Linked DNA regions of Mus musculus: region 1 is linked to region 2. The links are chromatin loops, found by intact Hi-C in ENCODE. Cell type or tissue: heart. All regions are shown on one strand. Each heading gives the region's core, and the rest is flanking DNA. Links, peaks and the distances in the headings are about the cores only.

What was found. A loop is a pair of places that touch in the nucleus more often than their neighbours do. Peaks named below come from ENCODE experiments on the same cell type or tissue, not always from the same donor. Only the 100,000 strongest peaks of a DNase experiment are listed, where the experiment ranks them.
Region 1: a loop joins it to region 2, with 2.7 times the contacts of the local background. A loop is called at or near these places in 6 of 42 quality-filtered maps.

The regions. Positions count from the first base shown.
Region 1 is chr15:5,399,736-5,405,127 of GRCm38, forward strand. It overlaps the pseudogene Gm46496. Among named protein-coding and RNA genes, the nearest start is that of 5430437J10Rik, 94 kb to the right of the region's middle. In heart, for the core only: no CTCF peak of the experiment used is centred there; no DNase peak of the experiment used is centred there.
Region 2 is chr15:5,249,425-5,254,816 of GRCm38, forward strand. It overlaps Gm41257 (a long non-coding RNA gene), which reads left to right and starts at 5,215. Exons shown (of 4, transcript XR_875007.1): 1 at 5,215-5,392. In heart, for the core only: no CTCF peak of the experiment used is centred there; no DNase peak of the experiment used is centred there.

The DNA.
Region 1 (5,392 bases), core at 318-5,317, 150 kb after region 2:
CCCTATACCCTCCCTCCTGCCCTGCTTCCCTACCCATCCACTCCCACTTCTTGGCCCTGGCATTCTTCTGTACTAGGGCTTATAAAGTTTGCAAGACCAAGGGGCCTCTTTTCCCAGTCATGGCCGACTAGGCCATTTTCTGCTACATATGCAGCTAGAGACACGAGCTCTTGGGGTACTGGTTAGTTCATATTGTTGTTCCACCTATAGGGTTGCGGACCCCTTCAGCTCCTTGGGTACTTTCTCTAGCTCCTCCATTGGGGGCCCTGTGATCCATCCTCTATAGATAACTGTGAGCATCCACTTCTGTATTTGCCAGGCCCCTGCATAGCCTCACAAGAGACAGCTATATCAGGGTCCTTTCAGCAGAATCTTTTTGGCATGTGCAATAGTGTCTGTGTTTGGTGAGTGACTACCGGAAGATCCAGCAATACCTCTCCTGGGCATATACCCAGAAGATGTTCCAACTGGTAATAAGGGCACATGCTCCACTGTGTCCTCATTCTTAATAGCTGAGTAGTATTCCATTGTGTAAATGAACTACATTTTCTCTATCCATTCTTCTGTTGTGGGACATCTGGGTTGTTTCCAGCTACTGGCTGTGTAAAATTGTGTAAAAGAAAGAGTTGCAGGATGACATTTTCATACACATAATGCCCTTCGATCATTTCTCAGTTGCCTAGTGTTTTGAGCTTCAAGACTATAAGACAAGTTTTTAAGGATAGGTACCAAAACTCATACTCAAGTGATGTAAAATAATTTGTCAGGGTCTGCATGTGAGCAACTTTATAAGAAAATGATAATCAGTGATGTTCTTTCTTTCTTCTCTGTAAACCTAGGAGGAGGAGACTGACAAGAGAGCTGTTTGTGGGTCTCCTTGGAGACAAAGTCCAATCTGCATGAGAACCAGATGCAGCTTTACCCTGAAACCTCGAGCAGAACACCGGGTCCCAGGGTGGCTTCAGGCATAGAGCTACTTAGCTTAAATGAGCTTACAGAGACAAAACATTATGTGTAACTTAGTATGTTTTGAAATTTTGATGTTAAACCTTCTAGAAGCATACACATTAATTTCAATAATATATTTAATTACCTCTTACATTCTTGTAACAATAGCTCTGTGTACACACATACAACTTGAGGGAATCTGATAACTTCTATTTTGGGGTTTGAGAAGTTACAATTAAGTTATTGAAGAAGTAGAACTTGCTTCAATGAAAATCTCATGGTCATGGAAGAGGCCAGATAAAGACATCACTCTACCAGAAGCATGACTTTAAGGAGAATAGTACTATTTCCCTAGGGAGAAACTCATCATGGTTAGCTTGTACACATCACATTTTGTGATTTGTAAACATTTGATACAAAGAAGTATCTTAGTTAAGTGCAACTGCAACTACACTGCTCATTTGTTTTTCAAAACTACAAGTTAAAATTTACGGCTAAATATATTTCTCTTTTCTAGTTCATTTTTTTCCCTGATTGAACTGCACTGCCGAACTCCCTAAACTAAGCTTTATGTCTTACTGAAAGTAGAATTACAAATGCAAGTTACACAATTCATTCAAATGAGGACTTAAAGATTTTTTTAACCATTGAATGTAGCAGGGTATCTTTAATCTACAGATAAAACACAATTCAGATAAAATAGACACCCAAGATGTCTGCAGTTGTGGTATTAACCATTTAACCCAAACTGTGAACACTTCTCTGTCTTCTTCCTTCTTGATTTTCCATTAGTATTTGAACAGGTGAAAACTCCCCCATCACCTCCAAGTCCCTATACCAGTCCTATTTCCCTTCTCTTTTGTTACTGCTTCCTATACCTCCCTTGAGATACTGTTTAATTCTGGATACTCTTCTCCATTATTCATATCTTATCTACAAGATCTACTCGTTGCCCAACCTTTCCATGAGTTACATTCTTATGGTAAAACTCAAGCTTTACCAATCTCTTTATCTGTTACCCTACGTGCCTTGAAATTTCAGATATTGAATTATTTTGAAAAGCAACAAGGCCTTTTTGCAAAGTGAAAGTGCAGGTCCTTTAACCCAGCTTTTTTTCTCAGGACTTTTAAGTGCATTCTTATGCCACAATTAGCTTAGACATTTCCTACAGGAAACATCAATGCAATCCTAAGTTGTTATCAGGAAGTTATATCCACTTATCATTGTTTTCAACCTCTTCTTGGACTATGAATTAGATGCAAACAGGCTGAGACAGATCATTTGTTGATAGGCTACTGGACAAAAAATATTTCTATTGGCTGCTGTAGGGAACTCATCAGTAGAGTCTCTGAAATAACTTTGTGTCCAAAACAGGTGGTCTTTTCACTGTTTCTTAATTCACGTCATGTGGACAGCCTTATATGAGCAGAGCATGTTCAGCCTTGGTCATATGCTGCAAAAGCACCGAGAACTTCATGACAGCACTAACATGTAGCGTGCTTAAATATTCATTTTCTTTCTCAGACAGACATATATTTTCAAAGATCTGCTCATAGTAATAGGAACATGTTACCATGAGGTCTGAGAATTACTGACATCTGTAACAGAATTATCTTTGTATTAATTACATTTGGGATTTGATTCTCCTTTAATATCCTAGTAGTGTTCACATCACAAAAGCAAGTTACAAGAATAAATATTTTAATCTACCTGTATTAGTTAGGTTGCTCTAGAGGAACTGATAGAATATCTATCTATCTATCTATCTATCTATCTATCTATCTATCTATCTATCTATCTATCATCTATTTATCAAGGGACTTACAGGCTGTGGTCCAACTATTTTGGTAATGACTGTCTCCTAACAGAAAGTCCACAAATCTAGTTGCTCAATTCACTAGGCTGGATGTTTCTGCTGGTCTCAGTTACACTGACATCTGCATGAAGTAGTTTCTAACAGTAAAGCGATGCTTCATTAGCAGGTGAGATGAACTTGCCAGTCAGAGTGAGGACAAGCCAACAAAAACCAAACTTTCCCTTTCCATATCCTTTTATGTAGAGTATCACCAGAACGTGTGGCCCAGACTTAGTGTGGGTCTTCCTACATCAAGTGATCCAGTCAAGGAACTCCTTCACCTGTGTGTCCTGCTACTTGGATTTTAGTTGATTCTAGATACAGTCCAGGTGACAATGAAGATTCACCACCATACCTAACCCAGTGTGACTAGCACTTTTAGGGATTAACATGATTTTAACTCCAACCCTAGCCTTCAAGGATACTGTCATTTTTTTCACTATTAGTATCAGTTTATTCTCTTAATATTTAAATATGTCTCACATATATAATTTACATTATTGTTGATACTGATAGCAGTTGTTCAGAAGCCTAGAAGCAGGATCCAGTGCAAGTGATTAATTCTGATTAATTTTGAAAACATGTTTGACATTTGCACGTTTATGTCTTAGACTCAATTCCTCAAAAAATTGCCTGATTCAGCCCTGCTGCTCTCCTTGGTGTCTTATTCAGAGTTTCTATTCCTACACAAACATCATGACCAAGAAGCAAGTTGGGAAGGAAAGGGTTTATTCAGCTTACACTTCCACATCGCAGTTCATCACCAGAGGAAGTCAGGACTGGAACTCAAGCAGGTCAGGAAGCAGGAGCTAATGCAGAGGCCATGGAGGGATGTTCTTTATTGGCTTGTCTCCCCTGCTTGCTCTTATAGAACCAAGACTACCAGCCTAGAGATGGTCCCACCCACAAGGGGCCTTCCCCACTTGATCACTAATTGAGAAAATACCCCACAGCTGGATCTCATGGAGGCATTTCCTCAACTGAAGCTCCTTTCTCTGTGATAACTCCAGCCTGTGTCAAGTTGACACACAAAACCAGCCAGTACACTTGGCCATGATACATGTGACCCTTAGCTGGAATCACATTTTATAAATGAGCCCATGAACACAGTCTAAGAAGTGAATATGGGTCAGGCAAGTAATTTTGGAGGTAAAGATGCTTTCAACGTCCTAATTTTTGGTTGATGCTTAAAACCAGTCTAAAGTTGATCTTTTTAAGTCATGTGTGGTAGCTCATGAAATGAGTACTTTTAAATTAGATTTTTCTGAATTTACAAAAAATGCCAAAGTTAAAACAACTGACATTAAACAAATTCTTCTGAAAATGTGTGGTATTTTGTTTTTGTTTTTAGCTGTTTATCAGAAACAAAGAAGTCCTTTTACTTGTAAAATTGAGTTGACATTTCTTTTGTTCGTTTGATTGTTTTTTGTTTTTGTTTGTGTGTGTGTGTGTGTGTGTGTGTGGTTTTTTTTTTTTTTTTTTGTCTTTTGTTTTTCAAAACAGGGTTTCTCTGTATAGCCCTGGCTGTCCTGGAACTCACTTTGTAGGAAATCTGCCTGCCTCTGCCTCCCGAGTGCTGGGATTAAAGGCGTGCGCCACCATGCCCGCTGAGTTGACATTTCTAGGTTATCATATATTTAGATAGCATGCTATCTTATTGAAAACTGAAATATTAAAGTCCACATTAATGGAGAAAAGTTATGTAATCAGTGATTTATTCACATGCTGGTGATTTATTTTATTGGTATAAATAATGCACTGTTCATATCCATAAAAGACTATCGTGACTCCATTTGTGCATTGCTCCATTCTAAGAGACAAAGTATTCCACAGCATTATATGCCCCTAAACAAAGAATCATTTAAAAATCAATATTGCATCTTTATCATAGAGACTGAAGTTCATTGCATTTTACTCAGCAAAATACAATCCTCCTGCATGAAAATTTGGTTCAAACAGCTTTCTGTCTTGGCAGACATTATCACAACCACATAGTAACAAGGAAATGAACAAAAGTTTGTTTTTTTTTTAAACAATAGCTAAAGACCTAAAGATGGTTTGGTGGGTGATTTTCCTGTTCTTATTATCCTACTGGTAATGAGAAAATAGCATGGATATTCATACATCATCTTTGGTCTTAGGTTTCTATGGATTTATAAGGAAGAAAGACAAGGGAGGGTGATTTGAAATAGATGTTCAAATGTTTTACTCTCTGTGAAGGCAGAAGGTGACCCCATGTGATAAAATACTCTAGAACAGCTGGCTGTCTATACCCAAGGGGTCTAGAGATGGAAAGTCACTTATAATTTGAGGGGGAACATAAAGTTTTGGAAATATCATTAGCATGACATAAAGAAGACACCACTGACATTTAGTGATCCATTAGTAATGCCATCTTCATTTTAAGACTTAATTTCGATTTCTATTCCTTGTCAATATTATTCTAGAGAATTGGGGAAAGCGAAATGTGTTTTAGGCTATTTGGCTGAGCAAAATCAAACTCTAAGGAAACAACTTAACACACATAAGTAGATGGAGAGTCTGGTCAGCACAGAAGTAGATGTCCTGGAAAATATGCTTTCTGATAAG
Region 2 (5,392 bases), core at 263-5,262:
GTGACACATGCACACACTCAGCTGGTTGGTCCAGTGACTGAAAGCTTAAGGAGAGAAAACGCTTCCCTGGAGTGTTTACAGCTCAATAAGACAGGCACTCTCAGACGATCTTTGATGAAATAACTCGTGGACTTTATTCCTGTGGATAGCACCTTATAAACGTTTGTGGGTGGGGTGGGATCTAGAGGCAGATCGTTTCTATTGGATTAGTCTGAGATGTTAGGGCTGCCTCATCTACATGTAGAAGGACTTCAGATGTCATCTCTACTGTGATTGATTGTCACAGTCCTCTCAATGGGTTTTGTGGTCACGTGTTCCAAAACAGGAACATGGTTGGGAGTCGATTTAAATGCCTACTGCTCTCAATTATAAAACTTGCCAGCGGGTGCTGGTAAGATGGCTCAGCAGGTAAGAGCACCCGACTGCTCTTCCAAAGATCCTTAGTTCAAATCCCAGCAACCACATGGTGGCTCACAACCATCCGTAACAAGATCTGACTCCCTCTTCTGGTGTGTCTGAAGACAGCTACAGTGTACATTACATGTAATAAATAAATAATCTTTAAAAAAAAGAAAAAAAAACTTGCCAGGGCTTCTGAATTATGTACCGAACAGGTTATATTTAGGAATGAATATGTGCATGTGTATATACATTTATTTTCACACACACACACATACACACACACACACACACACACACACACACACACTAAAAACTAGTATGAAAAGAATCCATGGTTAAGGGGTATATGGGGGGTTTGTAGGGAGGTAAGGGAAAGGAGAAACATTGTAATTAAATTATAATCTCAAAAGGAAAAAGGAAAAAAAAGTTACACAGGAAATCTCCAGTTGATCATCACTGCCAGTGTCATGAGAAGCTCATGACCGCCCACAGCTCTCCATAGCACTTTCACATCTGTACCCCTACATGGCTTTATGAGTACTTCCTGGAGATGTGAGGTAGGTGAGACAGAGATCGCCAGGATTAACAAGGCCCTGTTTCAGCTTCCTCTTACACACCCTGCTGGTATTAATCCACATCCTGGCTTTTATGATGAAATCCAGCCCTTGAAGCTGGGCACGCAACTCGGTGGTAGGATGCTTTTCAGCATGCATGAGTCTTTGGGTTTGATCTTCCTTCTTCTCTCCATCCCCATCCCATCTCTTACACATAAGTGCAACCCATCAGATATGGTATATAATTGGACGGTGGAATATATAGGTTAGAAGTCATGTTTGCCATTTCCAGACCTGGTCCATACACGATTCAGATCTGTTATGATTTTTTGTTTCCTAGTGTCCAAACAAAAGCAAAAGGACAGTAGATGGCATATGGTAGAGGCATCCGTAAAAGGAGACTGCCCACAGATGTGTGAATGATTCATTTCAATCTCGGAAGACTCCATGGAACAATAAAGAGAATTAAAGAGATAATTGGGATGTGAGGGGCTTTGTGCTTAGTTCAGCAGTTAGCTTATCTTCTTTAACTCCCCAGCCCCCAGCTCTGATTGAACCTAGGGCCAGTAGGTAAGCGTCATATACAAAGCTCCATCGTTCCTCCTTTTCATTCTTTCCAGTGAACAAGACCAAGAAGAAAGAGAGGGGAAGGGTCATGATGTAAATCTAGGAAGAGTAGTCCAGATTCATCTGGTGTTTAGTCTTGCTAAGGTACAGTATGGGACACTTTCAGGTGCTCCCAACAAATGGATGAGGAAGATACTCAGTGGTAACGTGCCAGCTTTATAAATGGGCTAAGGGCTGTAGGAGATGTCATCATTTTCTTCTTTTGTTGGATATTTTCTTTATTTACATTTCAAAAGTTATCTCCTTTCCAGGTCTCCACTCCAGAAACCTCCTACCCTATCACCCCTCCCCCTGCTTCTATGACTGGTTTTTTTTTTTTTTTTTTTTTTAAGCTTTCCCAGTATCTAAAGGTCCTTCCTATTTTTGGGAAGCTTCCTCTGGGCGACAGTGTTTACAGTCCAGACTTTCGATGAAAGGAGGACAATGTGCTGGATCTTCTTTTTTTCATTTTTTATTAGGGCCATCAATTGGCCTATCAGATTCAGCAATGCAATCTCCAGGGAGACACACAGGGATGCAGGAATAACCTTCAGAGCTACTTGAGGTTGCTCTGAGTCGGCTGGAGAGTGCTTAAGGCTGCTTGCTGGCAGTGGCTTTGGATTGAGGCATCCTAACTACTAAAACTCAGGGAGGTGTGCCAAATTTTTGTCTTCCTATTGACTTGGTAGAACTGGCTGTCTTTCTAGTACATTATAGCTTGTTCACACTCTGTTGCTTATAGACAATATATTTACCTAGTACAGAGAGGTTGAACAGATGACTAAGGATTGCCGTACTGATAGCAACAAAGCAAAGATTTTATTATAGGCTTCCCTGGTCCCCACACTTATACGCACAACCTCTGTATTTCCTAGCCCAAGCTGCATCTTCAGACACACCACTTAGCACTCTCTTTTTGTTTACTCTCCCAACCTTATTAGGTTTAAATAAAGAAAATCTGGGCTTAATATAGGTCACTCCAGTAACCCATAGTCATTTTAAAAGCAAGTTTATCGCATTAAAATAAAATAAAATACTAAAACAATATGTTTTGAGGAGAAAAACTACTTTGATTGATGGGCTCCCATGAGATCCTTCCCCATCCATGACCAAATGTTAATGGATGCAGGCTGGCTCTGTGCAGGCCACCCTGGCTGCTGTGAATCTGGGATTTCAGCAACAATGTTATATCCAAGAGACAATGGTTCAAGGCTCTCCTCCATATCTTTCAGCTGTTACTTTTTTCTGCTCTTTCTTTTTTGATCATCTTTAAAAGGGGTGACACGCGCTTCTGTGGAGGGCTGAGTGCTCCAAGATCACTTAGGTATTTTGCATTAATTAGTAGTTGCTGCAAAAAGAGGTTTCTCCATTAGACTGTTACCTTATGTTTCTACCATTGTATCTATGAAAAGAGTTACAGGATACAAGCTACAGCTTGTCTGTTACAAGTTACAGCTTGCCCTTTTGTAGATTCACCCACACTTTCACCTTTAGAGAAAGATTTATGATTCAGTGGCTACAATTTTACACTTATCAGAAAGTGTATGCTCTTTGCAGGTACTCCCACATGAGTCATGAGGAGGTTGGGGGTCTCTTGTTTGTTTCTAAGGTCTTCAGAGAATAATTTCCTTTGCAGAGCTGGTACCAACCTGTGATCCTTGGACTGTTGTGTAAGTCTGTATGACGTTTTACATGTAGAGCAGTAGAGCCATCTCACATCTCTTGTCTGCCTTTCTGAAAATTCAAGCTAAGATTGTTCTGAAAGCTTGCCCACAATGCTGCTACTCCCCTGGAGAAAATGCTCTGCAGCTGGGATGTTCCCATCATGCTCTGGGAGTGAACCACGTGACAGTCAGCTACCCTGGAACTCAGACAGCCAGGGTTCTAAACAGTGGTTAACAGTATTTTTTCAGTGACAAGCTGGTTGAGTTTTCACAACATCTTTATTCTCTCTCTTTGCCTCTTCCCTGTTTCTCACTGTTCATTAATGGTCTTCACAACTGAGTGCTAGTGAACACTAGATTATGCTAGAACACAAGGAAATGTGCAAAGTACTTACTGTATAATTCCTCTTCTCCTCCCCCTCCTCATGTCACAAGTGATCAAGTGAGGCTGCTGTGACAAAGCAGACCCAAGTCACTGTTCTAAGGTCACAGAGCTCAATAGTTATATAGTTAAGGGTAGTAAGCAGCAGTATGGTCCTAGTTTACAGAAATGGAAACTGAGTCTTAGAAAGACTTTCAGAAAGTTCTTCAGGATGGCAGTGAGGGGAGACAGACCAGAGAGTGGGCTTTCTAACTTCTGTGTTATAGGAAGACATTTGTAGTAGAAAAACAAGGGAAATCAAGCCTCAGCCATCCTTAGCTGTGTGACTTTTGTAGAGATGAATTTCCTTTTGTAGAGATGAAAGTCTTGTGCTGTGAGTTTTTTTTTCTGGACGTACCATCTAGGTCCCTTGCTCTGTCAACAAATGCCATTGCCATAGTCACTTCTAATAACAATAACATAGTATCCCTCCTCTCCCCCCCCCCCCAACTTTCTCTTTGTGCTTGTTTTTCCCTCTCAGTTTCTGTTCTCCCAAGATTGCCTCTCAACTTGCTCTATTGCGACCAAGGACGACTTTGAAGTCCTGCTTCTCTTGATCTCAAGTCCTGGGATCCACAGGTGTTCACCACTATGGCTACTTTATGTGTTGTTGGGGATGAAAACCAAAACTTTGTACATGTTAGACAAGAACTTAGAGGAGCTACATCCTTAGGAACTTGCTTATCCCTGACTTTAATACACACAGTGAGTGTGTGTTACACACAGTGAGTGTGTGTTAGTGCACAGACCGCTTATCCCTGACTTTAATACACACAGTGAGTGTGTGTTACACACAGTGAGTGTGTGTTACTGCACAGTGAGTGTGTGTTAGTGCACAGTGAGTGTGTGTTAGTGCACAGTGAGTGTGTGTTAGTGCACAGTGAGTGTGTGTTACACACAGTGAGTGTGTGTTAGTGCACAGTGAGTGTGTGATACACACAGTGAGTGTGTGTTAGTGCACAAACCGTTCGACTTCTTTAGATTCTTCAAGAAAGTAGACATATCTCCATTAAGATGTAAATGAAGTAAGAAAATTTTCATGTATTCTTTTTAAAATTAAAATCAAATTATTAAATTTTATTCCTGTTTATAGTATGGCCCTGTGTGAGTTTATGTGCACCAGGTGTGTGTAGGAGCCTGCAGAGGACAGAAGAGGATGTCAGACCCTCTAGTCTATAACTAGAGTTATAGGTGATTATGAGCTGCTGTGTGGGTACAGGGATCCAAACTCTGGGCCACAGGATAATAAGGGCATTAAAGATCCTTAGCCACCTAGCCCATTATGCATCTCTTTTATGAGGGTGGATTAATAATGGACTCAGGGATAATGTGAAAGGTGGGACATATCATCTAATTTTTCATATTATGTAATTTTGTATTGTAGACTTTGCTAATTAATAATCTCACTGCTCCTTTCAAGGGTTGTTCAAATTTGTTAATAGAACTTATTTATTTTTGGAAGTCTCAACTGCAAGAAGCTCTTTGGAAATGATAAAAAGATGCTATACTTTCCTTCTGTTTCTTTTTAAGAAATATTAGTATTGTGTCTATAAGAATAATAAATTATTATTAATGATAACTGGGTTTTCTCATTTTAGGGCTCAAAAGAGAGCTTGTATCCTTTTGAAATTAGTACAGTTTAGAGCATGATTTCAGTGCTAATATCTAGAAAGAAGAGTTTCAAAGCCAGATCAACTTCCTAAGTCCTTAAAAAAAATCTCATTGCACAACAAAACTACTGAAGG